2 separate regions of the Homo sapiens genome follow, and region 1 is linked to region 2. Evidence: read pairs that join two places in POLR2A ChIA-PET (ENCODE). Cell type or tissue: HepG2. All regions are shown on one strand. Links, peaks and the distances in the headings refer to the core of each region. The heading gives the core; the rest is flanking DNA. Region 1 has its middle 17 kb from the start of TMEM9. Region 2 overlaps LAD1 (ladinin 1).

Evidence for each region. ChIA-PET counts read pairs that join two places held together with the same protein. Peaks named below come from ENCODE experiments on the same cell type or tissue, not always from the same donor. Only the 100,000 strongest peaks of a DNase experiment are listed, where the experiment ranks them.
Region 1: POLR2A ChIA-PET joins it to region 2 with 5 read pairs; 2 of 35 experiments call an interaction of 5 or more read pairs at or near these places.

The regions. Positions count from the first base shown.
Region 1 is chr1:201,169,632-201,172,542 of GRCh38, reverse strand. It overlaps a transcript of TMEM9 not described here. Among named protein-coding and RNA genes, the nearest start is that of TMEM9, 17 kb to the right of the region's middle. RefSeq lists an enhancer at 1,136-1,295. In HepG2, for the core only: a CTCF peak has its summit at 1,294; DNase peaks (open chromatin) are centred at 1,022, 1,322 and 1,832; H3K4me3 peaks cover 1,038 bases.
Region 2 is chr1:201,389,439-201,392,294 of GRCh38, reverse strand. The region is part of intron 1 of LAD1 (ladinin 1); the gene reads left to right. Among named protein-coding and RNA genes, the nearest start is that of LAD1, 8.5 kb to the left of the region's middle. RefSeq lists an enhancer at 2,566-2,856. In HepG2, for the core only: no CTCF peak of the experiment used is centred there; no DNase peak of the experiment used is centred there.

The DNA of each region.
Region 1 (2,911 bases), core at 293-2,792, 220 kb after region 2:
TTAATGGCCTCTATTAACAGCAAGTTGTAAACTGATAAAGTACACAGTGCCCATGAAAATCTCACCTCTGCTAAATTCCACACCAGTGAGTACTTACTCCTTAACCCCCGAAACCTCCTGCCTTGCCTCGTTTGAGAGACATAGTGACAGAGAGTACACCTTTAACCAGAGGAATTCAAAATGCCTTGGAAGCAGGAAACAACTCCATGAATTCTTTGGGGGAAAAGCCCAAATCCTAAAACCTGGTTTCACATGGAGTGGAGCCTAGGCGAGATGAAATTAAAGTCCAGGTCAAGGAAGGTAGTTTCAATCAGCCTCAAAGAAATCCCAGAGCCAACTGGCCAACAGCTGCGTGCCCTTGGGTAAGTCACTTTCTCCTATCTGGGCCTCGGTTTCATTATTTGTTAAATGAGAGGTTTGGTTCAAAATGATTCCTAGTCTCCTACTCTACTCGGCAGACTTAAGAGCGGTTCTGAATACAGGAATCTTTACCAAAAAAAAAAAAAAAAAAAAAAAAAAAATCACACTCCAGGCCTTAGTTCCATTCCTTCTTTCCCTGAGAGAATCTTTGCAAAGCAGCAGCCCTCTTCCACCTGGTCATCCCCTGCCTCTCTACACTCATCCAGCCAAGTAATTAGCTTGGTTTCCTTCAAGTCAATTATCACCATTAAAAAAACAAACAAACAAACAAAAAACAATGAAATTGGCATTCCTTGGTGAGTAAACGTGCAGGCCAGACAGGGATGTGAGATCCACAATTCAAAGAAACCCTTGCACACTCCTGACGTGTTCTTTCCGAACACTCTTCGGAGTCTCAGTTTTATCCTCAAAAGGCAGAGAGGCGCAGGTTTTAGCTTAACCCACTGCGCAGGTGAGAAAACTGAGGTCCAGGGTGACGTCATGATCTAGGGCGAGCGGCAGGTGGGAGATTAGAACCCGAGAGGCTGCCGCGGCCTCTGCTCCCTCCCTGCTAGGCTCTGTCCCACAATGCACCCGAGAGCAGGAGCTGAAAGCCTCTAACACCCACAGATCCCTCTATGACTGCAATGTGAGGTACGTAATCTCTCTCGTGTGAAGTGTTTATGTGTAAAAACAGCGGATTAGTGTCTCCGTGCTGCTATGTCTTCTGGGATCAGAAGGACCCAGCCTCCTGCCCCTCCCTGGGACGCGGAGCGGTGACCTCCAGGCGCGGTAAATCGCCGCGGCGCCTGGGACCCAGCGGCCAGTGCACCCCCGCGGTGGGTCCCAGCGGGCTTTCCACGACCTTCGCCTCACGCTTTTAGCCCGCCGTCCGGCAGGGGGCCTGGGAAGTCCTCCCAGCCAGGATCCATTTCAAACTCTCCCACCTCCACCTGCCGCACCGCCCCCCGCAATCCTTCCAGGCTCGGCTCCCGGGTGGGGAAGGACGGAGCGAGCGGGCGGCTGGCTGGAGGCCCGAGTCTCGGGGATTGGTTACATTTCTCCCCGGGTTAATTACCACGGGGAGGGAATCTGAGCTGTGCCTGTCTCGGGCACAACAAGCCTTGTCGCCTGGTGAGAGAATCTCAATCTTACTCAGGTAACACCTGCTGGCCCGGCACAGAAATGTTCTCATTCTGCGGGACGCCACCTCCCACAGAGGACTGCAAACGCCCCAGGCGGCCTGGACCCGGAGTGGAGCCTCCCGGGGTGGAGACTGGACGGGGTGGTGACGGGATTGGACGGCTGGAGTGTGCGGTCACTAGGGGGTGGGGCTAGGGCGGGCCACGTTTGGACTGCGAGGCCCGGGCCTGAAAGGAATCCCTCTTTGGCCGGCGCCACCCTGTTCAACCCTGATGCAATACACTTGCCCTTTGCGTTTACCCGGGGCAAATATTTAACCTTTCCATTTTTTGCACTGACTTAATGAGTCTCGGTGTCTACCACAGGGCTTGACACATAGCAGACATCCGATATCTGTTTGTGAATGCTCAAGCCCGTCAGCGTGTCTGTCTCCTAGGGGAGTCGTGTTCTCAGACTTGTCAGCATTTCAGCACCCAGTTATGACATGTCATGTGGGCTACTACTGGTAAAAACTGAGCATCCAGATGAGTGCATTTTTCACTTTTAAAGGTAAATTGAAATAGATTGAAGATTATTTCCATTATAATGCTGCTCACTCTCTTGAGTCTGATGTGCTGTCATAAATGGAAGAGAAAAGGGTGGAGGTTGTAGGGTACATGTTATTTGGCTCTTGTTCTAGTAATAGCTTTTGATTTCATCTTGGGGGATGACATTGGGCTGATAATCAAGGTGTCCTGACCTTCCTGCCAAGGAGCAGGCTTGAGGCCAACTTAGGTCCAAGGGACTGATTCTGTCATCTGGACTTTGAATGCTGAATAGTGACCTGAGAATAAGGGAAAAATCCATCACAGCCAATGCACCCCCATGGCATGCCAGGGGAGGAAGCTCTGGTTTCTGCCTTCTTCAAGTCTTGTTCTTCAGTCGTTTCATAGATTATATGAATTTCCCACTTCTTTCCAACAAACTCTTTTTTTTTCCTTAAACGGTCAGTTTCTGTTGCTTAAGACCAAAGCACCTTAACTGCAGGAGTCACAGCTGAAGATTGGGAATATGTAACACCACCTAGCTTCTCTGGGAAGCAATTCAGTAGATTGTGTTCAGCACTAAAGAATCCTTAGTCTACCTATTATTTTAAAGATGAAGAACTAAGGTTCCAAGAAGTTCAGTGACCAAGTCAAGGTCACATAGCCAGATTCACAGGATCTCAGAGTTAAAAGGGAACTCAGAGTCATTCATCAAACTTTTCATCTGATATTTAATCTCCCTCTGAAATAGCTTCAGCAAGTGCTCATCCAAAAAAAAAATGTGTGAACACCCTCACTGATAGCAAGAAATTTCTCTGGGCAACTCATTTCTCTTCCACATGACA
Region 2 (2,856 bases), core at 327-2,826:
TGGAATCGTGCCTGGTACATAGTAGGTCCTCAAAAGTAATTTTTTAGTGAATATTGGCTCAATCCAGGGGATGCTGGACCTAGAAAAAAATCGGAGCGGTTCATGTGGTTCATCCTTCTCATTTTAGGAGGGAAAACTGAGGAAGAGAAAAGGAAGTAACTTGCCAAAGGGCAGGAGGACTAGAAACCAGATCACCTGACCTTGCCTTACCACAGACTCCCTGTGGAGGAGACAGGCTCAGTGGGAACTAGGGCTGAGCAGCAGGAGAGGCTGGGACAGCAAAGGGTAGAGAGTTTGGCATCTGGCAGTGGCAAGAGGAGGCCTTGCAGTCGTTGCTATAACTCTGGGAGGGAAGAAAGAGGCCTTTTCTAGAACCTTTTAACCTGATTTGCAGACAATGCAGGGGGAACCACAGAGAAGGGCTCCCCCAGCTGACTTTCACAGCCTGGTACTCCCCTGCTCACACCCCCTCCTGTCTCCCGGGGTGAAGCTCAGCCTCCTGTCCCCAGCAAACCCTGAACCTCGGTACCTTCCCTCTGCCTGGACTGCCAGCCCCACCCCATCGAAAGCCTGTTTGTTCACTGAGATGCAGCCCGGTTCATCTCTTCCATGAGCCTTTTCTGATAATCTTGGCCTATAGCATCTGTTCTCTCACACTGAAGAACAACTTATGCACTTTGGTTGGGGGAGTTATTGGTGGACACACTTCTCTTTTTCACTGGATTGTCAATATCTCCAGGGCAGAGACCCTGCCATGTTCTGTGATGCCCACACAGTTCCTGACATGGTGCTGGCTTGTCATAGTCATTCAGTTTTCATTTGCTGTTTGGTTGGACTGGAAGGGGTGGGGTGGATGGAAGATGGGCTGGTGGGAGGTGGTAGGTAGGGCAGGTGGATAAAGATGGTGGAAACAGCTGAGTGGCTGAGTACATGGATGTGTGGGCGAGTAGTAGATGGATAGACTGGTGGAGTTGCCTGGCTGGCTGTAGAATGCCTGCTTGGCCCCATGAATGAAGGGTGACTGGGGCAGGAACCAAAAGTAGAGTGTGGGGTCCCCTTGCTCCCCAGAGAAGTGAAAGTTGTCTGGATTTTCATCCAGATCTGTGGAGCTCCATGGCTCAACTCTTTCCACGAAGCTCTTTCCATCTGAAAGGTGAGGGAGGCTCCAAGAGCCCCTGGGAAGTGAAAGGAAGGCGATATTGGAGTTTTTTCCATGGGTAAATGGTTTTGTTTGTAAGTCTTCCCTTCCCAAAAGCTAAGAAATTCCATGGGGAATTGAGTGAGGAAATATCTCCATGACTGTCCACTGATGGATATTACCTAAGAATCCCAGGACCAAAAAGAGAAAGGCACTTGGCAAGTTCATCTGTTTCCTTCAGGCAGGACCAGGCCCGCCCTTCCACGTTCCTAGTCACCCCCGGTGATGGAGGCCCTCCCATTCTCATCCCGGGGTCCAGAGTACAGTTCAACCCAGTGGTTCCTATGTGGGGTGACTTTGCCCCCCAGGAGACATTTGGCAATGTCAGGAAACATTTTGGTTGTCCCATCTGGGGCATGTACTACTGGCACCCAGCAGGTAGAGGCTAGAGATGCTGCTAAACGTCCTGTGATCCAGGACAGCCCTGGACACGCAATTGTCTGGCCAAAGTGTCAACAGTGCTGAGCTGGAGAAACCCCAGTCTAATCCAAAGCCCTGCAGCTTTACTAGGAATTTGATAGACGTATGATTTGAACTACATTTAAAATGTTAAGTTTTTTTTGAGATGGAGTTTCACTCTTGCCCAGGCTGGAGTGCAATGGCACTATCTCGGCTCACTGCAACCTCTGCCTCCCAGGTTCGAGCAATTCTCTGGCCTCAGCCTCCCGAGTAGCTGGGATTATAGGCATGCACCGCTATGCCCAGCTAATTTTTTTTTTTTTTTTTGTATTTTTAGTAGAGACAGGGTTTCACCAAGTCTTGATCTCTGGTGATCCACCCTCCTCAGCCTCCCAAAGTGCTGGGATTACAGGTGTGAGCCACCGCGCCCGGCCTAAAATGTTAAGTTTTTGAGTAGTCACATTAAAAAAGTAAAAAGCAGCCCAGCACAGTGGCTCATGCCTGTAATCCCAGCACTTTGGGAGGCCAAGGTGGGAGGATTGCTTGAGCCCAGGAGTCTAGGACCAGCTGAGCAACATTGTGAGACCTCATTTCTACAAAAAATCTAAAAATTAACCAGGTGTAGTGGTGCACACCTGTAGTCCTAGCTACTCAGGAGGCTGAGGTGGGAGGATCACTTGAGCCTGGGAGGTTGGGGCTGCAGTGAGCTGTGATTGTGCCACTGCACTCCAATCTGAGCAACACAGCGAGATCCTGTTTCAAAAAAAAGGAAAAAACAAAATTAATTTTAATATTATAGCTCATTTACCCCAATATATCCACAATATTGCCACTTCAACACACAATCAATATACACAATTTTTTTCTTTCTTTTTTGAGACAGAGTCTTGTTGTGTCACCCAGGCTGGAGTGCAGTGACACAATCTCGACTCACTGCAACCTCTGCCTCCTGGGTTCAAGTGATTCTCGTGCCTCAACCTCCTCAGTAGCTGGGACTACAGGTGTGCACCACCACACCCGGCTAATCTTTTTTTTTTTTTTGTATTTTTGTAGAGATGGAGGTTGCCATGTTGCTCAAGCTGGTCTCAAACTCCTGAGCTCAGGCAATCCGCGTGTCTCAGCCTCCTAAAGTGCTAGGATCATAGGCATGAGCGACCGCGCCTGGCCGATGTACATAGTTCTTAATGAGACCTTTCACTGGTCTTCAAGATCCAGTGTGTATTTCACACAGCATGCCTTGGTTCACACCAGCCACGTTT